Regions from separate parts of the Mus musculus genome. Here all the other regions are linked to region 1. A link is a loop called in an ENCODE intact Hi-C map of the cell type or tissue named here. Cell type or tissue: heart. All regions are shown on one strand.

Region 1 (8,000 bases):
TACACATTTGGGTGGACAAATCTCAGGCCTTGAAAGAACGTTGTGCCTGAGCCACTCATCTCCACGTCTTTAACATTTCTTCTCATATATATCATAGTCCTGAATTGAAAGACTCAGCCATAAGATACAGAGTCTCCCCGCGTTGATCCACAACGTTACTGAAGTTCTAGTTAAAGTCCTCCAGGTGCCGTGTTTGTGAAAGCCAGCAAGCTGGTTCTCTCCATGGAAATGCGAAGAGTTTGGAACAGCAGAGGCAATCCTGGACTAGAGCATCGGAAACTGAGGCAGTGTGAGATTGATATAAGGTCAAATGAACCAGGCCAGAGTAGAGACTCCAATACCAATGCCCCCATCTGTGATGGAAAGACCCTGTTATGCACCCAAGAGAAAGGGAGGCACCAACCCTGGCTGCTGGGCTGGTAGGCAGTGACACTGGGGAATGGTGGATCCTGATCCCTACCTCACACAAAGCGCAAAAGCAATCCCAGGTTGAGCCATAATCTAATATAGGACTAGCAGTCTAAATTCACAAACATTGGATTTTTTTTTTTTTTTTCGAGACAGGGTTTCTCTGTGTAGTCCTGGCTGTCCTGGAACTCACGCTGTAGACCAGGCTGGCCTCAAACTCAGAAATCTGCCTGCCTCTGCCTCCCAAGTGTTGGGATTAAAGGCGTGCGCCACCACACCCGGCTGGATTTTTTTAAAACCCAGAATATCTTAACCTTGAGGCAAAGATTGTTTAACAATATACAAAAGCACTAACCATAGGGGGACCTCCATACATTTGAGTATCCCAAAATTGAAAAATTACATTGTTCAAAAGACATCATTACGAGAATAAAAAGGCAAGCTACAACAATCAATATACACTTCAAGAGATGAATGGATAAACAAGCTGAGACACAGCTAGAAGATGGAATGCCGCTCGGAGAAAGGAGAAGCCATTGATGAACGCCACAATGCCAGAGAGCCTTCAATGGATTTTGCTGAGCGAGGGAAATTGGGCTACAAGGGCTACGTATTGAGCCTGGCACAGCGCCTGTAACTCCAGCTCTCAGGAGGCGGAAGCTAGAAGATTAAGAGTTCAACTGAGCCAGTCTGAGCTACTGAGACCCAGTCTCAAAAAAAAAAAAAATAAAAAAATTAAAAAAAAAACATTAAAGAAAGGAAGCAAAGAAAGGGGGGTGAGGAAGGTAGAAGGAAGAGGAAAGAGAGAGCAGCTACATATTGTAGGAATCTGTTCTGGAAAACACAGAATTATAGGCATGGAAAACAGATGAGGGTGCAGTAGCCATTGGTTGGGGAAGGAGAAGCTAACATGGCAGGGGGTGGGGCTCACAAGGAATGGTTTATAGTAAAGGGACCGGATGGTGCCACTTGAGGGGGTAAATCCAGCCTTTTTGCATTATTTAAATACACGCGCGCATACACACACACACACACACACACACACACACACACTGCTTTTAATTGTATCTGTCTGTCTGTCAGTATGTGTACATAGTACACACTGGAGGTGTTGGATCAGTTACAAGGAGCTGCCTAAGATAGGCTTCGGGTCCTCTGTAAGAGCAGTGCTCGCTCCCAACCGCTGAGCCTTCTCTCCAGCCCAGTCTATGCATTTTTCAGAGCTTCAGTGCCATACACCACAGGAGTGAGCTCTTGCTGGGTGCAAATTAAAAGCAGTTAGCAACGGGATGGCAGTGAGCTCCTGAGGGATGCCAGGCCTGCAACAGATGAAAACACTGCAGACATGTGGCCAAAAACTCTCGAAAGAGCGGACAGACAGAAGAAACACTGATCGAGCTGGGTTCTGGAGAGGCAGAGAGAGTAAAAATCCTCACTGTACTCTGAGATCCATGAGGAGTTTGCTTCTCACAGAGGTGGGGGGTCAGGGACTCTGAGACCACACCTGAGTTCAAAACATAAATCACAGGTTACCATGTGGAGTAAGCAAGGTGTGATAGCCAGGCACCAGCATGGACTCCGTGGTGTCTACCAAACGTAAGTAGAGAGCTACAAAGGCTAACTACTGATGGGTGACATCAGGGTGTGGGTGTGTGCTCCTGTGTTTGCAGGTGCAGACTGTTCACACATGCATGTGCCAGTCTGTGAAGGTCAGAGGGCAGCCTCAACTGTTCCTCCCATGTGCTATCAACCTTGTCTGTCTGAGGCAGGGTCTCTCACTAGCCTGAGCTATGCCAAGCTAAGCAGCTGTGACTTTAGGCTAGGACTCCAGGGATCTGCCTGTCTCTGCCTTCCCAGCCCTGGGATTACAAATTAATATGCCCTGCTTCACATATCTCTGTCTCACCATTTGCCCAGGGGCTATATGCTGATCTCTGTATCATTCCAATTTTAGTATACATGCTGCCTAGGTGAGTGCCTGGCTCTTTTTTTTTTTTTTTTTATGGACTCTGGGCATTGATCTCAGGTTCCAGCAGCAAACACTTTGCTGACAGAACTGTCTCCCAAACTCCAAATTTCCTAGTTTTGATTGGTATGACATGATTCTGTAAAATACTGACATCAGGGAAGGTGGACTGAAAGCAGAGAACAGAGCCCACCTTCTAAATCCCATGAGAAACTGTTGCAGTAACAAACCACGTTTGGAAACAAAACTCAAGAATATGTGAACAGAGCCGGGCAGTGGTGGTGTATGCCTTTAATCCCAGGACCTGAGAGGCAGGTGGATTTCTGAGTTCGAGGCTAGTCTGGTCTACAGAGTGAGTTCCAGGACAGCCAGGGTTACACAGAGAAACCCTGTCTTGAACAAAAAAAAAAAAAAAAAAAAAAAAAAAGCCATGTAAAAAATGCTATTGGATGGGGGTCACATTAGCAGAAAAATAATGTAACAGAAACAGGGTCCACGGTGACTCAAATGACAGGGTAGGCACTGACAGTAAAATAACATCTGTAGCCACACTACTTATGTTTTAGAAGGTAGAGGAAGCTGGGCTCAGAGGTACACACTATAAAACCCATCTACTCTAAAAAATAAAGCAGGAGATTGATTGCCTGAGCTCAGGAGTTTCACACCAGCCTAGCAACAAAGTGAGTCCCTGTCTCAAAGCAAACAAGCATTAGAAAAGAAATGATTTGTAAACTGTAATCACACATATCAAAACAAAATAAAATAAAATCAAAACAACAACAAAAGCCCCAACTTTTTTCCAGAGATAAAAGGAGGACCTAGACAGGAACAAAAATAAAATGACACCAGATTTCCTGTGTAAGCAGATCAGATGAGAAGAAAACCATTGTTTAATTTTCTGGAGAACGAAATAAAGTTCTTATCCTGCTATATTCTATACCTAGCAAAGATGTCCTCCAGGCAGGAGAGTTGTTTTACCCCCAACAAACAAAGCTGAGAGAACTTGATAGCAGCCGACTGGAGCTGGAAAAAGCATCCCAGGAAGAAACCCAGAATAAGCACAAGGAAAATACCGGAAAGAAACTCAGATCTACACAGAGGAGTGAAGAGACCAGAAATGAGAGAACAGAAGAGTCTTTTGAAGAGACAATCCATGATTCCAGGTGGAAATGTCAACATTTTTCTGCCAATAGTAGAACAGGTAAACTGCCCCCAAAGTCATAAGGAATGTAAGACTATCAACCAACAGGATGTAATCACTATTTTCTAGAAAGTTTTACCTATCACAGCAAATAAACATTTTTTTTCAAGTACATTTTGAACATTGAGCAAAATAGACCAGATTTTGAGTTAAAAAGCAAGTCACTGAATTTAAGAGGGCTTAAATCATACAAACTGTGTTATTTTATCATTACTAAATAATTAGAAATCAACAATGGAGAAAACAACTAAAAAACCCACAGCAAATGAGAACATATTTTGAGTTAAGTGAAAATAAAAGCATATCAAAAGTTGTGGGTTTTTCAGTGAAAACGGTGCATACATGGAAGTTATGTATAGGAAAAAGGAAAAGGATAACTAAAAATAAGTCTTTACAAGATCCTTCACCTGTTGAGGAGGGAGAGCTATGGGGGGAGGGGGTGTCTACAGGCCAGCGAATGCTGGAACCCTCCCACACAACTTCTGAGCTGTCTGCTCCCTGGGAAGTAGCTGTCCCAGAGGAACGGAAGAGCTTGGTGGCAGGAGCAGTGGCACGGGGGCCACAGGTCAATGGAGCTCTGTGCTCCTTGAAAGCAGAAGAGCTGGGTGGACCCTTCTGTGTGAGGTTCCTCTCCTGTATGCCCAGGAGGAACCCCTGCTTCCTGATCTGAACCCGGAACAGCCCTTTGGCACCAGAGCAGTTTCACCAGAAGGTGGCAGTGTTAGGTCAGAACCACAGGGTCAGTTCCCAAATCCAACACAAATGAGCGCCTGCTGTATGCAGACAGTAGCAAGGCAGACATTAGCGCTCTGTGTGACAGTAAAGAAAGCAGGGCTCACAGGGAGAACTGGCCCCTGACTGTCTGCGGTAGCCTTAAAGAACCTTGCGGGTGTTTTTTGTACAGACTTTCTAAGACCTTTGGATATTTAAGTAAACCCCCCAAAATTTCTCAAAAATCATGTTCCTAAACATAGGACATGAGGGTCCCAGGGCATTACTCAGAATCCCATGTTGAGAATGCCAGCTGTCAGGGGTTCAGAAGACAGGTCAGGACTGGTGAAAATGCCACTTTATCTGTGGATATAAAGTTGCAAAGCTCATAATCTGAACTCATGCCCTTGTAGCAAGTGTGTGTGAGTCCCCGAACTAGATCCTGGGGGTGGGGGGTCTCCCATCATGACATGGAAGCTATATCTGCCTTTTCCATGAGGCCCCCTGCACTTAGAGATGTCTCTCCAGAAACGCAAAACATGAGAGAAAAGTCTAAACCAGACACCACAGCCCCCTTTATCCTCAGGGGAAGTGGGAAGTTAAGATAGGCCTGAAGCCTTGCACAAGCTCCGTGATACCTCGAAGTTGCTCAGACAACTGAGGTAACTACTGGGTGTTCAGTAGGAGGGTAGCACACACAGTGTGGATTCTCTGGATGCAGGGAAGAGTTGTGTCTCCAGCTGGAAAGCAAGATTCCATCAGGGTACTCAGAAACGCATACTCCATTGATTTCTGCTGCCTGCGATGGCTCGAGGATTAAGAGCACATGCTGCTCTTGCAGAGGATCTGAGTTTGGTTCCCAGCACTCGCAACTGCCTGTAACTCTACTGACATGGGGGATCCAACACCTCCGGCCTCTGAGGATAATTGTACTCATGGACACAGACAGACACACAGACATAAAATTTAATAAATAAATTAATTAATTAGCTGTTTCTTTGCAGACCACAGAAACACTACCCTTGGTAGGCCGCAGTTGGCTGTGGGTAATTGAAACTGTACAGGGCAATGGCCGACGAGCCAGGACTGCAGCACACAGCAAAGCATGATGGTTCGAGCCAGGACAGTGGAGTGTGTGCTGAGAGGGAGGACAGACAAACAGCCTGGAAGGGAGGACCAGGAAGAAGCAGACCAGGGAAGGACTGAGGCCAGTGGAGGGATGAGGAGATGGAGGCAGATCCCTGGAGAAGAGACCACAGAGTGAGGCCGAGGGCTCTCTCTTGCTTCAGGCTTCTCCCAGTTCCCTGCTTTCCACAGGACAAGCAGAGCTACAGAGAAGAGAACAGTAACAGGGCTGGCCTGGGACCCTGAAGGCCCTTGGAGGCCCTGACTGTTCTGCGTGACCCTGCATGCCCATTTCAGGGGATGGGAGCTGAAACATGAGGGTGAAGAGGGGTGGAGGGGTGGGAACGAGGGACAGAGGAGGGTCGGGGCGAGAACTCCTAGGTTGAAGCTGGCAGGTAAACACTCTTCTTCTGTAGCCAGGCCCTGGGGGCAGGGGGGTTATCCCCACTAGTCTCTGCCTCAAAAGTTCACCCTTCTTAAAGGTCCTATGAAAGCTGTCTTCTGGTGACAGATGGGCTGGCAGGGACAAGCTGGGGATGTGTCCTGCCGGCAGCTGGAGGCAGATCACTGATGGAACAAATAGGCAAGCTAGGCAGTAAAAACATTAAATATTATTAAACAACTGTGGGTTCACAAGGCCTGCACCTGGCTCAGCTCCAGCAGACCGGTTCTCTGCCTAGATTCCAGGCCCGTAGCTATCTAATGCTTCCCCGAGGAACCTTCCAGAAGATCTTCCTGCCATAGACCTTTCCTAAGGAAGAGCTAAAGGGGCCTGATTCTTCCGAGGCCATCCAGGACTTGGGCCTTATGCTGTGGAAGGCTTGGGACACAGTGAACCAAGAAGAGGTTCTGGACGTATTAAATAATATTTAAGACTCTGTATAATAAAAACAGCAAAAACAAGCTCTGTGACTTTGGGTAGACCACAGGGCCTCTCCATTTCCCCATCTATAAAAGGGGCAGGCTAAGAACTTAGTTCATGGGTTTTTATGCTGTTTGAATGAGACCATATGTGTATCTGGTACACAGGCCACTGGTAAACGTTCTATAGTGTTATCAGCCCAGCCCACTTGGCCAGCCTGCCATCAGTATCATGTTCGACCTGCCACAGTAGAGAACTATGCGGTTTTAAGCTCCCAGCAAGCCTGTTTCCCAAGCCAGTATGCCAGGATGCAGCTCCTGGATTTCAAAGCTGCCTGTGCATTGTTTCACTCTGCAGTTGGAGCGGAGGTACGCACTTGTTGCGGGCCTAAGGGGAGCTTTAGCAGGAATCCCAGTTCCTTAAGCACAGTGGTCCTTCTGAGTCTCTGTGTGGCCAACGGTCCGACAATACAGAAGTCCTCGGTGACCGTCAAAACACCAAGAAACAGCAGGCAAGAGTTAGGATGTCCTTGGGCTGTCTCCACTGGTGGTTCCTGCCCCTACCAGGACCTTTCATCCAGCAAGGGGGGACAGAGCTACAGGTAGGGCAAAGTCACCTATCAGGTGCACAGGACAGACACCCATCTGAAAACTCAGCTTCAGCCCACCACCAAACTTCCTTTTCCCCCTTCTATGCGGCTACAGTCGGGCCTTACAAAGGCACGGTGTTTATCTCACAGGTACCCTGCTCCCCATGGCTCCTTACACCTCTGACAGACTGTCTCTCCTGCAAACAGATCCTCCAGCTGCCATCCCTCCTCCTTTCTTTGCAATGTTTGCCACATTCAGTAAATAAATGCATTTCTGATGAAGACTCTTCTGCCTGGAACCCCCAGTAAAGTGCTGGGTTTGTGGGAAAGGCTATGCAGTTCAATGCTGTATCTTTGCCATTTCGTCTCATGGGGACAGGGGGGAAAAACAATTACCACCCACATTGTGAAGCTGCTGGTCCTAGGAGGGTGGGCTCTGTGGGTGAGACAGCCTTCTGCTCGGAGGACCTGCCTGGGAACAGCAGCTACTGCTTAAGAGGAGGGCGTGAGGCAGAGCGGGGAGGCCAGATGGAGAAGAGAGAGAGGAAGGGAGGGTCGAATGAATGCAAGCCTGCTCTGCAGCCACCCAACTGCTCTCCGGCTTTCTGGGTTAGTGGTTACTACAGGGCTAGGCCAAGGCAATGTTTGTGAATCTCTGCTAAGAGGACAAGCGTTTGTTTGGATTAATGTAAAGTGGATGCAGAAAGAACAGGAGAGGCAAGAGCCCCTGGTCCTTATGCCTCCTCCCCAAAAAGACACAGGAAAGGGGAGGAGGAAGCCAGGCCATGTACTCCACAAAGTGAGGAGAGTGGTTCACAGCCACAAACTCCATGTCTCTGCCGGTCCTGTCCAGAGCAGGTTGTGACTCTGGGTGCAGAGATGGCTTCTCTGTGTTAGCGCTGGTGCTGTTGCATGGCGAGGTGAATGAGAACAGTTCCTAGGGCACAGGCTGAGAGCTTAATGACAGTTTCTAAGAGTTTCTGGAGAAAATACAAACAAAGCCCAGGGTAGCCAATATAAAAGTCATTTGCGGTGCACTCTGCACTTGCAGTTCACAAGCAGTTTGTTCAAAGCAGGAGTCTAAATACTAGGAGGAAGCCAGCTGCCTGAGGCCAGCCTGGGCGGAGGACCCTTGGGA
Region 2 (8,000 bases), 170 kb after region 1:
GTTCAGTAAACCATCCTTGACTGACTGAGATTGGTGTTTGCTTAATTTGTGGGTTGACTCTTGAACCCCAACAATTCCCCGCAGAAAGCTCCAAATCTGGTCCCATTTACTGCTTTAATAACATAAGCGTAGTTGTTTCCAGGCTGTGTCCGGTGATTCGAATGTCTTGAGTCCCTATGCATTTGTTTCTATACATGGTTTCAGTTAGTTCTCACGGCTTCTCGTGTCTTCAGTGCCTGTCACAGCTATATGGGGAGAAAATGTGAGGTCTCAGATGCCATCTTCTAGAGAGCATCCTTCCTCTCTCACCAGCTACCTTGAGGCACCGAACATCCAGAACCTCAAAGGTTTTGCACGCCTTTGAAAAAGTGTCACAAGTCGCAATTTCACAGCCCTGCAGCACCAGTATAACAGAGTCAGTGACTGTCATTCACTTCACTCTACAGGAGCAGCCAGCTTTTTCCAGGTCGCCTCCTATGCTTTAGTCTCCACCTCTGTGTGTGTGTCTGTATGTGTGTGTGTCTGTATGTGTGTGTGTCTGTATGTGTGTGTGTCTGTATGTGTGTGTGTGTGTGTGCGCGCGTGCGCGCGCGCGCAAAAGTCAGAGAAGAATGTCAGGTGTCTCCTTTGTCATTCCCCACCTTATTTCCTTGAGACAGAGCTTCTACTGAACCTGGAAGCTGCCTGACCCTCAGCCAGGCTATAGTCAGCAAATGCAGCAATCCTCCTGTCTCTAGCCTCCTCCACCCCAGCACTTGGGTTACAAATGCATAAGGCCATACTTAGCTTTTTACTTATGTGTTAGGGATCTGAACTCGGGTCCTCATGTCTGCATGGCAGGAACTTTAACAGCTGAGCCCTCTCTCCAACCCCTCATTGATTTTTTTTTTAATTGAAGTATTTGCATGCCTTTGAAAAAGTGTCACAAGTCACAATTTCACAGCCCTGCAGCACCAGTATAACAGTGCGCAGGTCGAGAATCAGACATTTCCAGCTCCCGAGACACCTGCCCTGGGCCCCACTCAAATAGATGTCTGCTTTGCCAAGGATAGTAATCCGATTTATAGATTGGCATGAGCTGTTGTTAGAAGTGGTCAAGGCTATGTTCTCCTGGGTATCCTGCTCTACGTTTGTGAGATCTGTATTTTTTTCATTCAACTGTGCTAATTCCCATGGCTGTGTGATCACAGCCTACATGAGTCCTGCTTCCTTGGTCTCAAACAATCTCAATTGAAAGAAAAATTTGGGAGAAACGGCATCTGTGCTGAACATACACAGGTTTTAGTCTTGTGACTTATTCTCCCAAACAACAACAATGGTTTACATTGTGTTATGCATTAAAGTAGTGTCGAGATGAGGTTGTGTGTATGGAAAGGTGTATGTGGGTTCTTTGCAAATATTCTGCTTTAAAAACACCACCTAGTCAGTGCGTTCTCCTGTTAGTCAGGTGAGCGCCTTGCTTCAGCTTCCCAACTGCTGACATTGCAGCAGGCGTGCACCACCATCTTTATATAAGGGACTTGAATCTTCACCCACAGGAGGTCTAGATACCAATTCCCTGTAGGCACCAAGAAACAAATAAAAGTATCCATTGTGTGGATATAACCAAATGTATATTTTTTCATTATATTGGACACTGGGATAGATTCATACTTAAAGCTATTATAAATATAGGACTTTATCCTGCTTTAAAATGTACGAGATGTAAGTGTTTTTCAAATATTGTAAAGAAACCAATTTCAATTAAAAAATAAAGTCTGAATTTCTACATAATTCTATGGATGTATATTTCATGCATGTTTCAGAGAAAAGCCACGGCTAAAATTGGACCTTCAGCCCTTCTGGCAATGGGCAAAGAGCTTCATTGTCAGAGGTGGTGTTCTTCTATCAGTCAGGGGCAGAGCAGAAGGCAGGCCTTTGTTCATCCTAGCTTGATGCCTGGCTTGGTGGCCAAAGCTGTTTTATGACAAGGGCTCATAAAAATCAAATCAAATCCAGGCAGCACAGCATGGGAAGAGGGAGACAGAAACCTGCACACTGCCATGTCACCCATAGACCTGCCCTCCAGTCCATGGAACAGGCCAGCCATTGATACCCGTTTGCCACCACACCACTCAGCATGTATGGAGGATGTTACCTAGGGGCCTGCCAGCGGAGTGGCCAGCTTACAGCGGGAGCGGCCATAATATGAGTATGTGGTAGGTGGTCATACAGGGGAGAAAGAGAAGAGGAGTGGCTTGAGCAGCGTGAAGAGAGATGGAACTGGGGACTGAGGGTGGAGAGGAGGGGCCTACTGTAAGTGGCCAGCCCTGCCACCTGGGGCCATGGTGAGGACCCAGTCCATTCCATCTTTGCTGTGGACTGGGGGTGATAAAGGATATGAAAATATCAAGGGATGTTGAGGACTTTAGACAGGGTTTGAGAAACTTGAGTGGTGAATTCAGGACCATTGACTGGAGGGAGGCTGAGATTCCAACCTGAAGGATGATCTCACAGAGGAAGAGATCAGAAATTAGGTCTAATTTCTCTGACAAGTGTGCTACGGGTGCAAAGGAGGATCCCAGTTGGTGACCCAGAACTCTGAGGGCAAATCCCTCCTTTCTGTTACAGAGGTGGAGAAGGGACAGGTCATCACTGGCAGTGTGAGCTGGAACCTGAAGCAAGGCCTGTTGGAGATCTTAGAAGATGAGACTCTATAGCCTTGGCTGGACAGGAAATTTAGAAGAGCAGAGTTATTACTTTAGCCAGACAGATTGCATCAACATATGAAATAAGAGTAGATTTAGGGAGAGACAGAGAGTAGTAGGTCAGAAGCCAGGCCCTGGCGCAGTAAGTATGGGCCAGCCTGGACCCCCTAAGGTAGCACAGTCTACGTGTGTTGGGTAGAGAAGTGGGTGTCATGGTCAGTCCAGGTAAAGACAGAGACGTTGTATCTAGGTATCCAGGGGAGTAGAGAAGAATGCAACCTTGAAGTCTAGGACTGAGAAATGCGAGGTTCCTAAAGGGATAGTGGAAAGAAGAGTGTAAGGGTTAGCCACAACAGGATGGAGAGGAACCACTAGAGAATTAAGAAGGTGGAGATCTTGAACCAGGCAATAGGTCTTGTTGGGTTTTGTTCAGTGGCTGCTCTTCCAAAGGACCCAGTTCAAGCCCCAGCACCTACATCACAGCCATCTGTATCTCCATTTCCAGGGATCCAGTGCCCTCTTCTGGCCTCTGCAGGCACCAGGCATTCAGGAGGTTCACAGATCTTATAAGGGTCCATGATTTGCCAAAGAATGATACCCTGGACTCACATAGTATGTAAACACAAAGAGTGTTTTATTCTGCAGAAGTCCAGCCTGCTGGGGCCTCCAATTACCAAGATAGAGAGACAACCAAGTGAGCTTGCAGGCCAGATTTAAAGCACATTAGGGGATTCTGGGGTAGGTGACCTTTATCTTGTTCCATCTCTAAGGATATTCCATTACCAGGGTGTGGGGGCTGGAAACTGCTGCTGACCCATTGTCCTTGCCTCAGGGCAGGGGCAGGACCCCTTCTGAGGCCTGGATTTACCAGTCCTGGCAATTTGAGGCCTGTTGTAGAGCCAGCCTAGCCTTCTCAATAGATTATATTCAGGCAAAACACCCATATTCCTAAATATAACATAAAATAAAATAAACACCATAGATTTTATGAGAAAAATACATTGACAAAACATGTCAAAGTCTAATTCCCATGTCATGTGCCATCTTAAAAGTGAGGGGTAATTATTTGGAGAGATTTGGGAACTAGTAGTGTATGTATAAGAGCTCTATAAACCTAGAAGAGACGTAAGGAAATAAGAGAAGATAGACTTCAGTTTTCAAAGACAATGGCAATCAGTGGAGGCTCAGTCATGTCCAGTTTTCTACTGCTCAAATATATTTCAGCATATATTCTGCTCTATATGCTATGAGCGAAAAGAAATCTGGAGATTTTATCTGAGTCTGGGTGAGATGCAGGAGACTTTCTGGTGGTGAAGGTTCTGGGTAGTTGTTAGCCTGTAGGTTTCTCTTTTTTCTCCAATATTTCCATGTATGTGTACATATGCATGTTTTCATGTATATGGGCACACATGTATATGGACATGTGGGTGCAACTTTAATTTTTTTCTAAACCTTTTTTTAATTGTATTTATTATTTAATGTGAGTGCTCTGCTGCACATATGTCCACCTGCCTGAAGGGGGCAGCAGAATCCCCCTATAGATGATTGTGAGCCACCATGTGGTTGCTGGGAATTGAACTCATGACCTCTGGAAGAGCAGCCAGTGCTCTTAACCGATGAGCCATCTAACCAGCCCCCAAAACCTTCTTTGAACGATGGTTTTTCAAATGCTCTAACTTCCTTTCTAGCCCACCACCCATCAGAGGTAGTGGAAAAGAACGGTTATTAGGGTACAGGGGAAGTAGACCTGTTTAGAAATGGTTCTTGTGAAGCAAATCCCATCTGTGTTGTCAGGAATTCAGTGGTTCAGTTCACAAGTCGGCAGTGGCAGCTCGATCCACTCAAAAACACTTCGCAGATACAGCAGCAGTCAGTTCAGTAGCGTCTGGACAGCGGTGGCAGGACCTATCAGGAACAGCGAGGCCTCAGCTGAATCGGCAGGAGTCAGCAGGAGGGACTCAGACTCGATGGGATGCTAGAAGTTCTCTGCCCTGCCTCTTTCAATGAAGCAAAGATCAGCAAAGGCACAAGACCAATAAGCATGGTACAGCTAGCAAGCCCCTCTTAAAATCCATCGAGTCCTATTTATACTCCCTCCAAACATCATCATGTGTCCTCCCTGGTCTTGCTTCATCAAGTGTCTTCCCTGAGCGTGTGAGTCTGACTCATCTGACATCACTCACTCTGTCAATCGACTTGAGTCGGAGGACTGCAGCATCCCACCAAAGCTTTATGGAGTCCCGACAAATAGAGCTCCACTATAAAATGTAAGGTGCACATGGGTATTGTAGTGAAAGCTCCTTCATTACATGTCCTTTTTTTTGTGCTTGCTTTAGCAGAACATCCTTCCATGTGTGTCTGCTTCAGTGAAACGTTCCTTCACGAGTCTGCCTTAGTGAAACGGCCTTTCACCTGTATCCCCTTCAGGAAAACACTCCTTCACGTGTTCGTCCCAGCAAAACACCATCCAACACAATTGACTTTCCAAAGTACCCTTAAGTTTCTGTAATATGAAATGAAGAGAAAAGAAGAGTGAACAGAAAATGTCTGGTTTTGTTTTCCTCTGACAGCGGGATAGCCTGGAGTTGACCGTTCCAAGTGTTGAAATTACAAGTGTGTGCCACTACTTCTTGATAAACACTGTGGAGCAACGCAAGCAGCAAGGACTTTTCTGTGATGTATCTCTTTATACGACTTACAGAGACATGCCATACTGACTCAGAGTTGAGAAATGCACTCTGGGAATCCTAAGATATCAACTCTGTGCTTCTCCCTCAGGATGCCTTCCAGGAGAGGGTGGTAGGTTCTGTTTCCATGACAATGGGGCCAGCCTGGGGAAGCAGTAGAAGATGGCAGGAGACAACGGAGACTATCCTGTGTCAAAGTCTTTGTCAAAACCACAGAAACAAAGCTGTAGATTCTATTTCTTCTCTCCTTTTCTGGCAGGCCATTGCAGATGTCTCAAGGGCTGGGGCTCTCTGTACCTTTGTAAAGGTACCAGACATGGCTGCAGAATTAAGGAGCTTAGCTTAAAGTCTGATAATATTGCTTCCAGGCTTACCTGGCATTCTTATTTCTAGAGGTAAACTCAAAAAGCAGGGATTTCTCAGGTGACATTGTTCCTATAGGCCTGAACTCCTGGGTGACATGAGTCTCCATCATGAAGGTACCCATGGTTATAATCTGTACCTTTCTGTGAGGGACCAGAAAATGTTCACTAGATGTACCAGGAATAAGCAGATTGGACTTTTTTTTCCTTCAGAATTGAGTTTCCAGGCCATCCTTTTTACTTTGCCTCAGTTCCTGAGGGCACTTCCCAGACTTTGGTTCTGCAGTGTTCTGCAACAGATTCACCAGCAAGGAAGTCTCCATGTAAGGATGGTAACACCACACAGGCAGAAAGCACATGGGTCTCTTCCCAGCACTCTCTGGTGTCACCGATGTGCGTCCGGCACATCAGGTACCATACTGAGCCCAGAAAGGAGGGTTTGCAGAGTCCAAAGGCACACATTGTGCCCATTGATAGCGTCAGCCAGATACAATTCATTGGGACAAGTCTGAGGAGGAGGCATGTTTGTGACACTCATAGGAGATTGGAGGGTTCGTCTTTCTGAAGCTGGCTCAGCTCCACAACCTAAGAAGACCTGCCTACAAGGGGCTGAGTCTTAGCTTCTTTTCCTATTGCTATGATAAAACAAATTAACAAAAGCAACTTAAGAGAGGGAGGGGTTATTTTAGTTCATAGTTCAAGTCTGTCAAGGCAGCAGGGCCTTGAAGCAGCTAGTCACATTCTATTCACAGTCAGAAGACAGCATTGAAGGCATACTATTTCTCAGTTCCCTGTCTTCATTTAAACAGTTCAAGATCTCAGCTAGGGAATAGTACCACCCATAGTGGGCAAATCTTTATGTCTCAATGAATGCAATCAAGATAATTTCCTACAGACATTCTCAGAGGTCCATCTAAATTCTATCAATGTGTCATTTACCACTAATCATCACAGGTTATACAAACCCTCTTGGCTTCTATAACAGGCTGTAGCTTCATGAATCTCCCAAGACTAGGAAATATAGCAAATGTACATCCTACAAAATTGCCTCAGAAAGCAGGTTACACAGGGAGCTTGGGCCTATAAGAATACCAGGTTCTGACAGAGTATTTATACCCAAAGATAACCGCAGATGTTATATTCCCTAACATGTAACAGTTTTCCTAGAGAAAAGTCAGCCATGAGCCAAACAGCTTATGGTATGTTGGGGTGGGATGGGAGGTGGGGGAAGGCCCTGGAGACTGAAAACATGAATCCTGAGCCTTCAGCCAGTAGAGGGAGCCATGCACCCTTAAGATCAGGGGAGCAGTGTGCATATGTGTGTCTACATGTATACACAGGTGTGCTTGCTAGTGTGGGCCAGATGAATCCAGTGATTGACACCGAGATATCTTCCTCTATCACTCTGCACCTGTTTCCCACCCCCAATGGGCTTTATTTTATCTATCCGTCTATCTATCTATCTATCTATCTATCTATCTATCTATCTATCTATCTATCTTGAGGCAGGGTCTTTCACTGAACTTGGAGTGCTTCATTTCTGTTAGATTGGCTGGTCAGCAAGCCTCAGATCTTCCTGTCTCTGCCCTCTATGCTGGGATTACAAACGTGTTCCACCATGCCCGGCTTTTAAGTGGGAGCTGGGGATCTGACCCTGGGTCTGAACGCTTTTATGGTAGGCAATCCCCGGACTGAGCTGGCTCCTCACCCAACATTGAATTCTTTGCTCTCATGGCTAAACAAGACAGTCGATGCTGATGTCAGTCAGTTGTGTTGGGTGTTTTTTTTTTTTCTTCTCCCAAACTCCTGTCTCTGTTCCCCCTCATTACATCAGCACAAGGCTGGCAAGTGATCTGACCCCAGCATATAGCATGTGATTAACATAGTGACTGAAAGGCTAAGTATTTGACCCTGGTCCTTACGAAATCAAAATGTAAAAGAAAAGGTGTAGTCACCCCAGAAGGGTTTGTGGCAGCTGGAGACCACTTGGCCTCCCACTCATCAGAACAGCAACGAGCTACAAGGGAAGAAATGGCCAAGAAGGCATGGGTACCAGCATGCAGGCAACTGCTGGTGATCAAAGATGTGCCAAGGTACCAATGTGGATAGATGGGTTGGAAACTATCATTGCAGTAGACGGCACCGAGCGATGGCCTTATGCTTATGATAGCTCAGCTATGGCAGGAGCAGCTGAAGCTGTTAAAGACCATACACTGGGAAGCAAGGACAATATAAAATCCACCATTACTCAGCAATCCAGGATT
Region 3 (8,000 bases), 70 kb after region 1:
AGGACAGAAGCTGAAACAGTAAAGCTCACAACACCTGCACACACGGGCACACATGCACACATGCACACATGCACACATGCCCACATGCCCACATGCACACATGCACACATGCACACATGCACACATGCACACACGGGCACACATGCACACATGCACACATGCACACATGCACACACGGGCACACATGCACACACGGGCACACATGCACACATGCACACACGGGCACACATGCACACATGCACACACGGGCACACATGCACACATGCACACATGCACACACGGGCACACATGCACACACGGGCACACATGCACACATGCACACATGCACACATGCACACATGCACACATGCACACATGCCCACATACAGCAGGCTGAAGAGGAGTCTTACCCGTTGGCCTGCCTGTGATCTCAGTAATGGCTGAGTCCCTCCAGTGTCCCTGCTTCAAGGGTGAGACTGCAGAAGTTCTAAAGAAGAAAGGGAAAGGGAGAGAAGGAGGAGTCTTCAGAGAAAATAGGGAGGCCTGGAAAATACATGGAAATCAGAAAGTGAGTAACGGCAGCATCGCTGAGGAGGAAGTGGGCAAGCTCCCACACTGCCAGAGAGAATAAAAACCAAGATAGCCAGCTGAGGACAAGCAGCAGGATTTAGTAACACACAGGGGGCGGATACACTGTGGCCACTTCTGGGTATGGGTCCTAGCTGCCCCTCCCAGCACATGCTCAAGCACCCATGGGGTGGGGATGCTCACTGCAGGTAGACTGCAGCCAGGAGAAAGGAGGGCTGTCTCGGTGGAGGGGGGAGGGGACGGGCAGCCTAGACTCAGGACTTAATCTTTATGCAAATGCTGACCAGGAGCAAACCTGAGCCCCCCCCCCCCCCCCCAGCAGTGTTTCTGAGAATAACTGGTCCTCCGTCTTATTAGACGCCAGGATTTTGCACCCTTTGAGCTCTCAGATTGAGACAGCCCTTTCCCTCAGCCAGCTAAAGCAAGGCTAAGAGGGCCAGGTGTTTAGCTCTTCAGCCCAGTCCTCTCCTGATAGCCCACAGAGTCCTGCTTTGCTAAAAGTTGCCTTTTGTGTTTGACTTGGGCTTGAGATGTTAAACAAACAGTGGCTCTTGACAAACACAAGCCATTGCTGTGGGACCAGTTATGCTCTAAAAGCCAAGCTAATCCCCAACTTCACTACCTCCGGAGATACACCAAGAAACCTCTCAGCCGCACCCAACACCTACTATCCGGGGCTATGGCTGGTGCGGCAGCCCATGGCAGCCAACTGTGTTTCTCTGCCTTTGCTCCTGAGTCCTGGTTCTCTTACTACTTCAGCCTTCCCCTGGCTCATATTGAGATGGCTCTGGAGTCCTTCCCCTTCCCCTTGCTTCTCTGAAGCCCCGGCTCTCACTGACCCACCTAGGTGACTAGAGCAGGCAGGAAGGGCTCAAGAAAAGTTTGCAAAGTACCTCCTCTGTGCTGTTGTGCAAAAGCTCACTCCTATGAGTGAGGTAGGAAAGGCTGGTGGGGACCTATGGTCTGCTCTAGACAGGATGGACCAGAGCTTCTCCTGAGGCTCTGGGCTAGCTCAGAACTGATGGGTCAGGCCTTAAACCAGGTTTGTCTGACCCCAGGTCAGCTTCTCCACTCCATCTCTCACTGGCCTTGCCCCACTCTCCAACCAAGCAGTCCACACAGCAGGGATCAGAAGTAGTGGGATGGAGTGTCTCTGTGCCTCCGTCCCTGAAGCCCACACCTTCCATCATTGTAAAATGGGCAAGGGCATCGTCAGGACGTGTCAAAAATAGGAACCAAAGGGTATAGGGAACTTTCGGGATAACATTTGAAATGTAAATAAAGAAAATATCTAATAAAAAAAAATAGGAACTGAGGCAGAGAGAAGCCGCTCTGTTTCCCTGATTCAGCCTGCAGCATTAGTTCCCAAGCCCAAGACTCAGGGCTGTCAGTTCACTTCCCCTCGTGCCGCACAGCCTGCTTCCTTAGCCCTGCAGAAGCTTGGCTCTGTCTTTGCCGTTCTCCTCCCTGGCAGGACTTGCCCCAGCTTGAGAAGAATCTTGTCTGTAGGCATGGAAGCAGGATTGCTGAAGTTTTTCTGTCCCGGACTCAACTGTCCGAGTCACTTTAACACCCAAGCAGCAGAGGCAGGACTGTTCCGGGCTGGGCCTGTGTCGAAATGTGTAGTGCAGCTTTGATGTACAAAGCATTATGGGAAGAATAGTGTTTTAAAAGAATAGTATTGTCTCTACCCAGGAAAAGATATCAAGCCAGTGAGGGGGTCATGAGAGCAAATAAGCTACTTAGCAAGAGACTCAGTTGTCCACAAAGGTACAAAGGAGCAGGTAGTTCAGATGTGGGGGAGGGGGGCAGGAGGGGGAAGTGCTTCATGGAGCCTTCGAGCTGGGTCTTGAAGCCTGAATGAATATACGGTTGGCAGAAGAACGAGGAGAGGTACCAGTTTCTTAACTTATGGGAACCCTGGAGACCTGGGAGTCTCAGGGAACATGAGAGAACACAGATGTATTGGGAGCTTACAGATGGACAGAGAGGCATGCTAAGCTGGAAATGACTGTGTGTAATATTTAGTATACAGTGGGGCATGGTAGCTAATGGTAAATCCCAAACAATTTACTCTAACCTTGTGGCAGTTGTTTTCCTCACAAACTAGTCTTCAAAGAAGCGGCTGTTTATCCCTATTTTGCCTAATTCTCAAGAGGATGGATCAAACAGATGTAATCAGGCCAGGAAGGGCATGGGATGTTATAAATGGAAGGCATGCTGATATTTTCTGGTCTGAATCCACCACTTAGGGATGTGGCAAGGGGGCAGCTGACCTCTAATGCTGCTGCAAACACAGGCAGAAACAGGTTGACTTTGAGCAGGTGTGGGCAGGTCCGAGGGTCCCGTGCAGAAGATACTGAGGTATGCTGTTGGGTCTTTGATGCAATCCAACCCAGCTCACCAGGAAGAGGATGGCTGAAATGGTGCCTGCTGTCCCAGGGGTTGATCAGAAACCTTGACTGTGCTCCTCTGTCCCAACCCTCCCTCTGCAAGGGACAGGATGGACAGGGGAACGCAAGCTGCCCTCCAGGACTCAGGACATGCAATACAGGTGTTCTGGTCCTGGATATGACAGAAGCTTGTAAGCACTGCTTCCCTCTGTAGGACCCTCACTGCCTTTCTCAGTACTGTCCAGGCCTCAGTTTCCTTATCTGTAACATGAGAAAGCTGAGAGAGAGGACATCTGAGAATCCTTTAGTTCTCAAGAGCTACAAGAACAATTAAATTAATAATAAATATTTTGCCCCAAAGACAGCTTTCCCCTTCCCTAAACCTCTTTTACTTAATAATACTGCCTTTCATTTGTATAGCAGTCTGGGGTTGGCACCCGGAAGTGGGAAAAACATGACAGCATCCCCACTAAAGCCCAGCCCTAAGGAAGTCACTTGCACAGACAGACAGATCTTGGGAGTAAATGGTTCCTGGGAGGATCCTGACTGGGAACCAGCACATCAGAAGTGCATGGGATTCTGGGAATGGCATGGCTCTTCTTCCTGAAGCCAAAGGATGCCAGGGACAAAGATCCCCAACAGGCCCACAAGGCCAAGGAAAGACCTTCCTTTGTGGGGAGAGGAGGCACAGGTCCCTCATTGAGGTGTGCTGGTCTAGACGCCTGAGTCTTTAAAAAAGGTAAAGGTCACTAGAGAACCTCACCTATTCTCCTTGCAAACATGTGACTTCCTTTGATTCCTTACAGCCAACTGCTCAGGAGACTAATACATAATGATCAAACCCATCTTACAGGTGGAGAAAGAAAGGCTCAAGGACTCAAGGAGAAGACTGTCAAGGAGAAGAATGTGAGCTCGAGAAACAGACAAGAAGTCTCTTTCCAACTCAGTGACCCTGGGTGATTGTATTGCTGTTAGCCTCAGTTTCTTCATCTATAAAACAGTCCTAATTATAAGCAAACCTACCTTTGAGGACCAAGGAAAAGATTAAGGTCACAGGTATAGCATACTCTGAAAGATACAGGGTTGCATCCTTGTGGACTGAATGGGCAGGTAGCTCTTCTGAGGTGCTTTTGGACACAAAGTGGTATCTGGCAATGACATCCCAGCCCAGAATGTGGCAGATGGTGCCCCCCCCCCCCCCGCTGGCTACCTCCTGAGCCATGAGTTTTGGGTCTCTTCCACAACTCTCTGCTCGGCCTATGCCAGGGTCCTGTGAAGGGCTGTTTGACCCTTCTTGGCACTGGGATTTGCATTCCGATCATTCTGCTCTCTCAGCCCATCCATGTCCAGTGCTGTTTGGAGCTGAGTAAGGCCCCAGGGATCATCTGCCATGACAACTCATGGCAGAGATAAGGACAGGAGGCTCCAAGAGGGGCAGGGACACTTTGCCTGAGTTCCCACTGCCTGGCCAGTTTCCTCTTCAGTGCCACAGACACCAGGTTGACAGATGAAGAAACTAAGGCAGAGGGACCCCTATGCCAGTTCCTTCAGTCTGTCAGAGAGTTACCAGGTCTGGATGCCCTTACCCCAACCCCAGTTTTAGCTGTATCCCCAATCCTGTGCTGTGCTACAAGGTGGCATCCTTTGTTTTCTATGTTGCAATGCCCAAGTCAAGCCTGTTGTGCTGGTGTAGGGCAAGGGCCATCAATATCAAGATGGGGTAAGTGGTCACAGCCACCAGCCTAGGCTTTCTCAGCCAGTCCCCAGTGCCTGGTGCTAACCTGGGAGGGACTCAGTGTTCGGAGAGAAAGCTCTCCCTTGGGTATTGGCTCCTGTGTGTCCTGGGCCACAGCAGATCCCTGCCAGTTTCTAAGATAAGCCAAACGCTGGAGCACAGGAAGGGTCATGTGATCTGAGTGGAGAGGACTGAGCCCTGGTCTTTCCCCCAACTCTCCAAGTGTGTCATATGTGTCAGCTCACCTCCTATGCCCCAGGTTCCTTATCCATGGGCTAAAGATTGAGCCAGTGGGACCCAAGGTCCCCTCCAGCCTCAGCACTATGACTAGGGCAAGGGTGGAGAAAAGGGATTGCTTTTGGGAGCTTGGGGTCTTGCCCTTTCCTCTCCTCTTTCCGCCCCTTTTCAGGACATTTGTACTCCAGCACTCACAAGTTTCCCCGTCTCAGTCTGTCCCTCTCTTTGCATCGTTTGCACCGCATTTTCCTGACAGATCCCTCTTTTCCTGGGTCTGTGTGGTTAGTCTCCTCCATCACACACACACACACACACACACACACACACACACACACACACACAGAGGCCCCTACCCTGGGTCCTCTCCCTTCCCTGTAGTTATCTGTTTTCCTGCCTAGTTTTCTCTGGGGCTGGCGGGCTGGATCTCTGTCTCCCTCTCTCTCTCTCTCTTTCTCTCTCTCTTTCTCCCTCCCTCTCCCATCTTGCTCACCCCCCCCCCCCAGCTCTCGCTCTCCCTCTCTCTCGCTCTCTCTCTCCCGCCTCTGTCCTGCCCGGGTTCTCCCGCTTGCTCCCCCCTCCCCCCCCCCCGCCCTCGGCACGGCTCCCCAGTCCTTATTTGGCTGGGCGGGAGGGCAGGCGGGAGGTGGCGGCCCGCGGCCGGGGGGCGGGCGCGGGGGCGGGCGGAGGAGGGTGGTGGGTGGTGCTGAAGGGACAGCTCCGCGGCGGCCGGCAGCGGCGGCGGCGGTGGCGGCGGCGGCGGTGGCCCCGGGGTGCGGAGCTGGTGCCCGGCGTGGAGATCCGCGAGCGCAGCCATGCCCCAGGCCGCCTCCGGGGCAGCAGCGGCGGCGGCGGCCGGGGCCGGGGCGCGGGCCGGAGACGCCGGAGGGCCGGCGAGGACCCGGGAGGGACGATGAAGCGGCAGAATGTGCGCACGTTGGCTCTCATCGTGTGCACCTTCACCTACCTGCTGGTGGGCGCCGCGGTGTTCGACGCACTGGAGTCGGAGCCGGAGATGATCGAGCGGCAGCGGCTGGAGCTGCGGCAGCTGGAGCTGCGGGCGCGCTACAACCTCAGCGAGGGCGGCTACGAGGAGCTGGAGCGCGTCGTGCTGCGCCTCAAGCCGCACAAGGCCGGCGTGCAGTGGCGCTTCGCCGGCTCCTTCTACTTCGCCATCACCGTCATCACCACCATCGGTAACTACACTCGCCGCGCCGGCGGGGACGGGGGCGGGGACCTGGGATGCTGGGGAGCCGCCCGCGGCTGAGGGGTCCCTGCGGAGCGGGGCGGGTCGCCGAACCCGCGCGCTCCCAGTGGCCGGGGCTCAGCCCGGTGTGTCTGCTCTGCGGGAACCCCTGACTTCGACCTGTCTCCAGTCCGGCCAGCCCTAAGTTGGCCTTGCCGGGCTGTGCGAGGACCCCAGGGGACTTAAGTGTGTGAGAGGGACAGGAGCGGCCGGCCGAGGCTCGGGAGGAGGGGTGTGGCCGGGCTAGGCCCTGGGGCTGGGCATCCAGAGTAAGGGCCGGAGAGAGCGCCACTCCTCCGTGTCCCTGACGCTGGGCTTGGGCACCCGGGTGTCCACACCTGCTGGGCGTTGGGAAGGCACGTAGATGCCGGAAAGCTGCACTCCGCGACACACGGGGCCACTCTCTAACTGCGACTGAGTGCTGCTAGGGAGGGGGGTGGGTTGCGTGTGTCCGTGTGGGTGTGTGAGTGTGAGTGTGAGTGTGTGTCCACCTCCATGAGTTTGGGCTGCACCAGACAGGGCCTGTAATTCTCTGAGGGCAGCAGATCAGGGGCTGGAATCCAGATTCTGTCCTGTTAGCCTTCTTCCCCAGTGTCCCAGTAAAACAGTCACCTCACGGGAATGGCTCCACTTCTTTTCCAAAGCCAGGGCAGATCATGCTGTAGGAGGCCATACACACACCCAGCTCCTCTGAGAACATGACACACAGGTACACACACACACACACACACAGAGAGAGAGAGAGAGAGAGAGAGAGAGAGAGCACAAATAGATGTCTGCCAGGAAAAGCACCTCAAGACAGGCCCTTTGCCGTGTTGCTGAAGTATCCAACCAGGATTACACAGTGTAACCATTCCCAGGACCCTGTGATTTGCAGCCCAGCTCCACCACCTCTGCATGACCGACCTTGGTCAAGTTCCTTCTGCTGCCTGGATCTTGGGCTCATGTCCCAACATGTAGAGGTTGGCCAAAAGGATGTCAAGGGCTCTTCCCAGCCCTGACGTGCTTGGACTCTGAGATTGGGAACCCACCTTGCCCCAAAGCCATTGGGATGCCTCCGGGAGCTGAATCTTCTTCCTCTTCCCCACCCCTTCTCATCCTGACCCCCACCCCCTTCCCTTGGCCCAACTCCCAGGGACTCATTGCCATTTGGCAAAACCCATAGCAAGATGGCAGTGTTTTCCTGGGAGTCAACAGGAGAGGAAGTGGGTAAAAGACAGAGCTGGACACAGCCTATGCTGTGTCCACTGCAGAATGCTGCTCTGATGTTCTGTTGCTCTCCAGCAGTGGGGAGAGGACTCCCAGATACCACCTAAAGGACAGATTTGGTCTGGGCCCCTTCCTTCACATCCCACTGCCACTTGCCTGAGTTTAACAGCAGGTTAGCACTCTGTAAATCAGAGTGGGGGCCTCTGTACGCCTCTCTCCCTCTGCCCACACCAATTCCCCAATTAGTACAACTCTCTTCTAAGTCCCCGGGACCCCAGCTTCTCAGTAACCTCTCAGCTGACCTCCTTGCTTCAGCCTTATCACCACAGCAAGTAGCATCTCCTGGACAATACTTCCAGAAAAACAAAAACAAAAACCCCAAAGCCGAGCTGCCCCATCCCCCTTCACCAAAGCCCGCACAGCTCCCCACTGCCCCATGCTCCTCACCCCGACTCCACCTCCATGCCTGACTTTATTTACTTACTTGGTTGACCTCCTTCTACAGCCTCCAAATCACCTCTCAGAGAGCACTTTTACATGTTTATATCCAACACATCTTTTCTTCTGACTCCCCTTTGCTATCCAAGCTAGCCCCCTGGGTCCAGTTTAAGCCCAC
Region 4 (8,000 bases), 260 kb after region 1:
GGTCAGGCCTGGGGTTGTTGTTGGAGGTCTGCGTGAGCAGGCTCCATGTAGCTGCACTTCCTCTTCCTGCCAGTGTGCACTGAGTGTGGGCTCTGTTCATACATGCATGAGGATGTTCAGGCGTGAGGTGAAGCAGTTATTGTAGCCAAAGACAACGGACAGCTTGATAGTGTCGTGTACCGTTTTAAAATTCACTAGATAAACAGAGAAGTATGTCAGCCTCAGAGCAGGAAAGGGAGGGAGTAACATGGGGCATGCCAGAGTTAATATTTCATTTAGAAAGTACCTCAGGCCGGAGAGACACTCAGCAACCAAGTCACTTGCCAGTGCGAGGCCTGGAGCTCAGCTCCCCCACACCACAGGAAAGCCAGATGGGTGTGTCAGCTCTCCCACAATCTCAGCATTTGAGAAATGCAGTGACAAGAAACCCTGGGGCAAGCTGGCTAGGTTGACTAGTCACATCAGTGAGCCCCCAGCTCAGCTAGAGACTGTCTCAGGAAATAACGTGGGGAGCAATTAAGGAAGAGACTTAACTGATGTGAGCCTGTGGCTTCCACATGCAGCCACATATATGCAAATATAAATCAGAACATGCAGAAAAACACATGAGAATACATACAGATGAACAGGAAGGCACACACGTGAAAACGCACATGTCTGAACATGCAGACATACATATACATACCTAAATATGCAAAGAAAGAAACCTCATCTGGGGGTGTATCTCAGGGGTAAAGCAAGGGTTTAACATATGAGCCCCCAGATTCAGCCTCTCAGACAGCTATGTTATGTGCATTGATGTTTTGCCTGCATGTATGTCTGGGTGAGGGTGTTGGATCTTGGAATTACTAGACAGTTGTGAGCTGTCAGTGAATGCTGGGAATTGAACCCAGGACCTCTGGAAGAGCAGTCAGTGCTCTTAACCACTGAGACATCTCTCCAGCCACACAAAACAGTATTTTAATAAAAACAAAAAGTTTAAAATATCTGAACCAAAAAAGTAAAAATTAACAATATCTGATAAGTGTGTGCGGCAGGTCCCATGAACTTTTTTTTTTTTTTTTAAATCTTCTGTGCCTTTACTCTGCATCTGAAATCTATAACTGTAACATCTTTTACACATGGAAATGTAGCTAACTAAATTTAGTTTTAGCTTTTTCCAGGCTTATTTGTGTAGTGCATAGTATAAAAATGACATTGCTTTCAGCGTATGTTGTAAAATTAGTATACTAATTAATTAATGTAATAAATTTTAGAAAATAAGAAGAAAACAACTCGGGAGCAGTCACTTCAAAACAGCCGTCAATGACGTACTTGGCATTCTTCCTCCTGTGTTGCTTGTGTGTGATTTAACATAGCTCCAAGTGTCTTATGAACACTGAATCTGTTCTTCAGTCACGGCAGCGATGCCCTGTTACCTTCGACTTAGCCCCTGTGCTGGCTAGTGTCTTTTTTACTTGACATAAGCTAGACTCATTTGGGAAATGTCCTGCCAGACTGGCCAGTGGGCAAGCCTGTGGGGCATTTTCTTGATTACTGGTGGATGTGGGGGGCCCATGCCACTGTGGGTGGTGCTTCCTCCGGGCAGGTAGTCTTGGGGGTGTACTAGAAGCAGGTTGAGCAAGCCATGAAGAGCCAGAGTGGCCTGCGTGGGATTCCTGCCCCTACTTCCTTTGTTTGAGGAGGGACTGATGTGGAACCCTTTCCTCCTCCAGCCACCTTTGCTCATGTGTTTCATCCCAGCCATAGAAGCTCTAAAACAGCCTCCGAGAGCACTGTGCTGTGTGCTACTGCCTTCAGCTCACCTAAGTAAAAGGTGGTGTCTAAGTAGTCGTGACGTGTGGCAGGCCCACAGCCACCCCTCCTTAAACACGTCCTCCTTAAAGCATCAGGGACAGGACAGTGCATTGCTCTGCTGCTGACCTGTGCAAGGCTTTCCTGTGGGGTGACAATAAAAAGATCTGTCACATCTGTGGTGTCCTCGTGTTCACAGAGCCGGCAGCTGGTGGGAGGAGGATCTGCTGAGCCTATGAACTCCGGTTTGGAGGCCCAGAGTCGCAGTGGTAGTAATAGTAATATGTGCTCTTCTGAGCTCCACAGCTGTGGCCCTACAGGTACAGATGCACATGTGTGTGGCTGCATGTGTAGCTGCAGAGGGGGCTCGTGGCTGCTCCTGGGTAACAGCCAGTAAGATGGGAAATTCAAGACCGCTGCTCAGCATGCTTTCCAGAACTCTTCAGTTCCTATGGCTAGGCTCCAGAGGATGCTGCTTGGTGCTTCTGATAGCCTATACTGATTCCCCACCAGGCTCAGAAGCTGTGTCAGCCTCGAGTCCCCTAACCTATACCCAGACCACTGTTGGTCTCTGGAATTCCCTGCCTAAAAGCCAAGAGTCCTTCCAGGATCCACACAAGGCTGGACCTCTCTTCTTAGTGATCCAAACACAAATGTGCACACACTAGGTCCAAGGGTGGCATTTTGTAGCAGTGGGCAGAGTTTGGATCTGTGTGCCCAGCATGCATCCAGGGTGGAAGTTGTGGGGTAGGGCGGGCTCCAGGGGAAACCAGTTTCTCTGCACTGTAGCTCAGTTTCAGAGGAAGATGACGATTTATTAGCCCGATCTGTACTGTCGAGTATTTGGAGATTTGTTAAATGAATTGCCTTTTCTATCCTTGCCTTGGGGTACTGGGCGTTAAGAACAGTCCCAGGTCCTTTATCATTAGCGTCTCCACGGGTCCCCTCTTTTCTACCGACAGCTGCCGCTGTGCTGAGAGGCACAAAGAACAGCAACTGAGAGCCAAAGAACTAAACAGTGTAGGCTATGCACTGCTAGTAAATCAGACTCCCCCATGTGCACGGGGACAGGGCAAAACAGAGTACATCCACCTGCTGTAAGGATGAATCAGCCGCGCAGGCTCCAGCGGAACCGGGAACAGAAGCCAGCTAGTAAACTACAATCTGCGCAGCCCCAGCTCCAGCCCCACCCCCACGCCTGCATGTATTACACGGAGCTACCGCCCTCTGTTGGCTGCATTTAAGCAATACAAGAAGTCAGGCCATCCCGGCTCTGAGATTTTTTTTCCTTCTTAATTGTAGTTTGGCTGCTTGACTCATTTTCTCGGCCTTAGTCTCCAGGAGTGTCTCTGGTTTGTGATCAGGGAATTTGACTTTATGGAGAAGACAGCTTCATCGGGCTTTTTTCCTCCAGTGGAAAGCAGAATGAATCAGGATATTTATTTTATTTATATGGGTACATTGTAGCAGTCTTCAGACACACAAGACAAGGGAATCAGATCCCATTACAGATGGTTATGAGCCACCATGTGGGTGCTGGGAATCGAACTCAGGACCTCTGGAAGAGTAGTCAGTGCTCTTAATCTCTGAGCCATCTCTCCAACCCCGAATCAGGATAATTAATCAGAAGGATACTTTACCATTCCTTAGTGATACTTGGCTCTCTCTTCCAACACATGTGAAGCTATCCCACATGTGAAGACCCCTCTCTCGGTTATTTTAATCCTAACAACCGGGTTTTATTTGGGAACAGCACATTGACCTGACCTTTGGGAAATGTCACTTTGGACGATCACAAAAGTTACCTATTCAAATAAATTGAATTTATTTGACTCCCAGAACCCAGCCTGGAGAGACAGAGTCAGAAGACCCCAGAGCAAGGAGGCTATGCAGACTGGCTATATCAGTGGGCTCTCGGTTTGATCGAGACACCTTGCTTAGTGTTAAGATGGAAGAGCAATTGAGAATAATTCCCAATATCCACCTTGAGCTCCTCCACATGCACATCCCTGTGCATGCACACACACACACACACACACACACACACACACAGACTTTACATACATGCAAACACACATACACATGCACAAATATACACAAGATGGGGAGAAAAACCTTGTTAAAGTAATATCTTGTGGAGCCTGTGAATTCAGTCATGCATCTGAAAGTGCTCTATCCCAGACAAGACAAATTATGCTCATGAACTCAGGTAGGGGACATGAGGACAAAGGGGCTGATATGGAAGAAGCTGGTGAATTTTTTTGGACAACTCTCACACCAAAACAGTACTTTACTTTGTGAATTTTGACTTCTTCTTCTTCTTCTTCTTCTTCTTCTTCTTATTATTATTATTATTATTATTATGTTCTGTTGTTTGTTTGTTTGTTTGTTTGTTTGAGACAGGGTTTCTCTGTGGAGCCCTGGCTGTCCTGGAACTCACTCTGTAGACCAGGATGGCCTCAAACTCAGAAATCCGTCTGCCTCTGCCTCCTGAGTGCTGGGATTAAAGGCATGTGCCACCACTGCCTGACCCAACCCATTTATTATTATTCCCAAGTTAAGTAAAACTGCTTCATAAGAAGTGACAGAAAAGCTGGTCAGTGGTGGTGCACGCCTTTAACCCCAGCCCTCATCAGGCAGAGGCAGGCGGATCTCTGTGAGTTTGAGACTAGCTTGGTCTACAGAGTGAGTTCCAGGACTGCCAGGGCTACACAGAGAAACCCTGTCTGGGTAAATACACAAACAAAAATAGGTGAGAGAACAATATCTTTAAAATCCCCTATTAAAGCACGTAGTGCTTTACTGCATGTCTGTAGCTAGCTCACCATATTTTCCATGTGAACACTTGATTGGGCTTCCCACTGTAACAGGTATATACAAACAAACCCTTGGGCCTTTGATTTTGTTGTCTATATACTGGAGTTAGCCAAAAATCACTTAGAGGGAGATCTTACTGGGAAGGTAACAGCCAGGCTTGGGCTCCCCAATATGCTAAGTGCTTTTTCCAAAGACCCAAGTTAGAACCCCACATGAGGAAGAATCAGGTTTATTTGTTGAACCCAGGGTTCTAAAGAAGATCATGTCACAGCTCTGACCCTCCCCTGTCACAGCTCTGACCCTCCCCTGTCACAGCTCTGACCCTCCCCTGAGCAGACCTTACTGGGTTTGATCATCCATGGTTGTTCTGGGTGCACCTGAACACCGTGCATCATCGTGATGGTGACTTAAGTGCAGGCAGGGCTGTGACAAGACCACCTTCCCTCCCTCTTCCTTCAGGCGGCCCTCGTTGGAGGCACCACCATGATCATCGGTCACGTCCTGCCAGACAAGGAGACCTCCCTCGTGGAAGCCTATGAGAAGTGCAGGGCTCTAGCTGACCCCAAGGTCTGCTGTGACTATGCCCTCCATGTGGGGATCACCTGGTGGGCACCCAAGGTAACAGTGCTGATGGGACCCCTCCACACACACACAAGAAGGCACCAGAGGGCTGGTGTCCAAACAAGTGTGTGACTGAGCTGGCTGGGGCCTGAAGCTGTTTTGTATGCAGGAACCCTCACCCATCACCATTCCAGCTTCCCTATGTCCCAAACAAAACATTTAGGAGTCCCTGAAGATGATGGGCAGACCTATCCCACCTAAGAGCCCATTTCTCAGTGTTCACAGTGAGCATCAATTGCAACAGAGTCCAAGGCCATGGGCCAGACTCAGGAGCACTGCGGTGTTCAGGATATCCCGATGAGGTACCAGGAACATCTAGTGGGTAGTACCGCTGAATGGTCAGCTCAGACAGAGAGCTGTGGCCTGTGTGTACTGGGCATTCACAGCACCGACCTGGGACCCGAGAAACAGTTGGTCACAGCCTGCCCCATCTCTCCACTGGGCCAGAACCTGCTTGTCTTACTGGACGCTGACTTTGCATTTTGCTCTCCAGGTGAAAGCAGAAATGGAGACACTGGTGCGGGAGAAGGGGGTCAACTCCTTCCAGATGTTCATGACCTACAAGGACTTGTACATGCTTCGAGACAGTGAGCTGTACCAAGTGTTTCATGCCTGCAGGGACATCGGGGCGATCCCCCGGGTCCACGCTGAAAATGGAGAGCTCGTGGCTGAGGCAAGTCTGCAACTGAGGTCGTTGTGTGGGGGTAGAGCCAATGGATACTGCCTATCACTGTCCTTTAAGGATCACTTAAACCAAGTAGTAAAACAAAACGCTGTGAGGTGTGAACATCTGGGGTGCCAAATCTTGATCTGAAATACAAACTTTATATATATATGTAAATTTTCAAGAGGTTCCTAAGTCTTAGATGATAATTGTGAATATTATGATAAATTCTATTATAGCAAAATAATTTAGAACATCTCTTGAGAATATTTTTTGAAAAGAACCATGCAAAATAGACAGCATTGCTCCATTTCCCCGCCTCTCTGTCAGAATTGTTATGCCATACACATCTGTTCTCTGGTACAAAGGATGGGCCCCTTGATTGTCTTGGGTGGAAGCTAGTCCTAGGAGTTGCTGATACCAGCTATCTGTTGAGATTTCCAGAGAATCAGCTATAACTTTTAATAAACTGACTAGTGGTGTTTGTCTTTGGTGCCCGCTGGCCGTTGCTTGATGACTGGACTGTATTTTAAGAATAAGAGATATCGCACAGTCCTTAAGAAATATGAAGAGAATCAGATGTTTCCTACATGAGGCCCCAGCTCCTCCTTTGGAAAATGTACACTGCAGAAAGAGGCTTAGGAGCACCCTTGGCTGGCCCTGAGGTTGGGGAGTTTCTTGTACCTCTGTAATTCTGTTGTCTTTCCCCCACTGTTATTCAGGGTGCTAAGGAGGCTCTAGACTTGGGTATCACAGGCCCAGAAGGAATCGAGATCAGCCATCCAGAGGAGGTAGGAGAAACTTCCTGTGTCCACGGTCAGCTTCTTTACTCTCAAGTAGACTTCCTGTATTTGTTAGCTTTCTGTCACTGAAAATAAGGCTGAGAGGAAAAATATTATTATTATTATTGTTGTTGTTGTTGTTGCTTATCATTGCTCATACCTACAGTTTCAACGTTCACATTGGGCAGAATCTCATAGTGACAGGAACGTGTGGCAAAGGAGGACTAATCACCCGATGATCAATCAGTAAACAAAGAGTTAAACAGGAAGTGGCCAGAGAACTACCAAGGGAAGACACCGCCCCACCCCCACCCCCAGTGACCTTCTTCCTCCAGCTCAACCTTGCTTCTTATTTCCAGAAATCCCACCACTATGTAGAGACCAAGAATTAGTGTCATGAGACTATGGGAAACATTACTTATTCAAACGGTAGCAGTCATGGAATCTTCTAGAAGAGATGTCAAAGAATATGTTACATGGCGAGTTTGGGGCCACTCTCTCAGAAAATAAGTAAAAGAAAATAAAACTCTGTTGCCCAGTAGGTGAGATTCCCATCTGGAAGCCCCACCCCCACCCCCAAATGGCTTTCTTTATGCTGAGGCTACCTTGGCTTTCCTTGGAAGGACAGGGTAAACCCTGCCATGCTCCACTGAATTCTAATTTCAAGGCGTTGGAGAGACCATTTCAGGGGTCACTTCATGCAGAATTGAATGTGGACACAAAAGAGACGGACATTAGAGCCTTTAGTGTTAGAAGAAAATTAAGCTCGAAGTCGGGACTCTGCACTCTGGACACTAGATTCTAACTGAGGGAGAATTTGAACCCTTCCCACCAGCAATGAGCATGTGCCTGTCCGCACCCTGTCGTTCATACGTCTCACCAAGGGGAAGGGAAAGCCTGTTGTCCTCTTCTTGTACCCCTGCGTGCACTTTCATAGGGCACTAACGTGGATACCCAGTGATCTGCCGTTGAGAGTCTGCTCTGGCAGAATCAGGGTAGATAGAGAATGCCTTCTTACTCTAGGACCTTGTTCAGACATTCTCACCATTTACAGCAGAAGCAGCCTCCCCTTTCTCCAAAGCCTAGAACACAGAGCAGTGGAGGATGATGTAGAACCTGTATTCCCAGCTCTCACGAGGCTGAGGCAGAAAGGGCTCAGGGTCCAGGCCAGCCTGGGTTACATAAAGAGCCTATCTGTCAATCAATCAATTACAGTATGGAGGTAGTTAGATCTCCAGGAGAGCCAGTGTGGTCTACACACATTGGAAGGACCCAGTGATGGCCCTACCATCACCCAGGAGCCAATTTGGCCTGGCTGCTTC

Evidence for each region. Hi-C counts contacts between places; a loop is a spot of excess contacts. Peaks named below come from ENCODE experiments on the same cell type or tissue, not always from the same donor. Only the 100,000 strongest peaks of a DNase experiment are listed, where the experiment ranks them.
Region 2: it touches region 1 in a loop (10-fold over the local background); 6 of 42 quality-filtered maps call a loop at or near these places.
Region 3: it touches region 1 in a loop (2.6-fold over the local background); 7 of 42 quality-filtered maps call a loop at or near these places.
Region 4: it touches region 1 in a loop (2.8-fold over the local background); 4 of 42 quality-filtered maps call a loop at or near these places.

What each region holds. Positions count from the first base shown.
Region 1 is chr5:30,512,299-30,520,298 of GRCm38, forward strand. All of the region lies in intron 3 of Cib4 (calcium and integrin binding family member 4), which reads right to left. Among named protein-coding and RNA genes, the nearest start is that of Gm40272, 29 kb to the right of the region's middle. In heart, a CTCF peak has its summit at 4,283 (motif pointing right); a DNase peak (open chromatin) is centred at 4,273; H3K27ac peaks cover 3,016 bases.
Region 2 is chr5:30,679,969-30,687,968 of GRCm38, forward strand. It overlaps LOC115490283 (a small nucleolar RNA gene), which reads left to right and starts at 1,835; the gene lies at 1,835-1,980. It also overlaps the pseudogene Gm18389. In heart, CTCF peaks have their summits at 3,224 (motif pointing left), 4,196 (motif pointing right) and 7,015 (motif pointing right); no DNase peak of the experiment used is centred here.
Region 3 is chr5:30,582,475-30,590,474 of GRCm38, forward strand. Kcnk3 (potassium channel, subfamily K, member 3) reads left to right here and starts at 5,696. Exons shown (of 2, transcript NM_010608.2): 1 at 5,696-6,125. The coding sequence starts at 5,843. Gm9899 (predicted gene 9899) reads right to left here and starts at 6,145. Exons shown (of 4, transcript NR_040427.1): 1 at 5,897-6,145; 2 at 390-466. In heart, no CTCF peak of the experiment used is centred here; DNase peaks (open chromatin) are centred at 4,397, 4,817, 5,597, 6,390 and 1 weaker place; H3K4me3 peaks cover 2,675 bases; H3K27ac peaks cover 3,091 bases; H3K27me3 peaks cover 2,319 bases.
Region 4 is chr5:30,772,250-30,780,249 of GRCm38, forward strand. Dpysl5 (dihydropyrimidinase-like 5) reads left to right here. Exons shown (of 13, transcript NM_001356948.1): 3 at 5,071-5,229; 4 at 5,726-5,905; 5 at 6,619-6,687. Among named protein-coding and RNA genes, the nearest start is that of Gm46907, 39 kb to the right of the region's middle. In heart, a CTCF peak has its summit at 3,031 (motif pointing left); a DNase peak (open chromatin) is centred at 2,972; H3K4me3 peaks cover 570 bases; H3K27ac peaks cover 424 bases; H3K27me3 peaks cover 1,654 bases.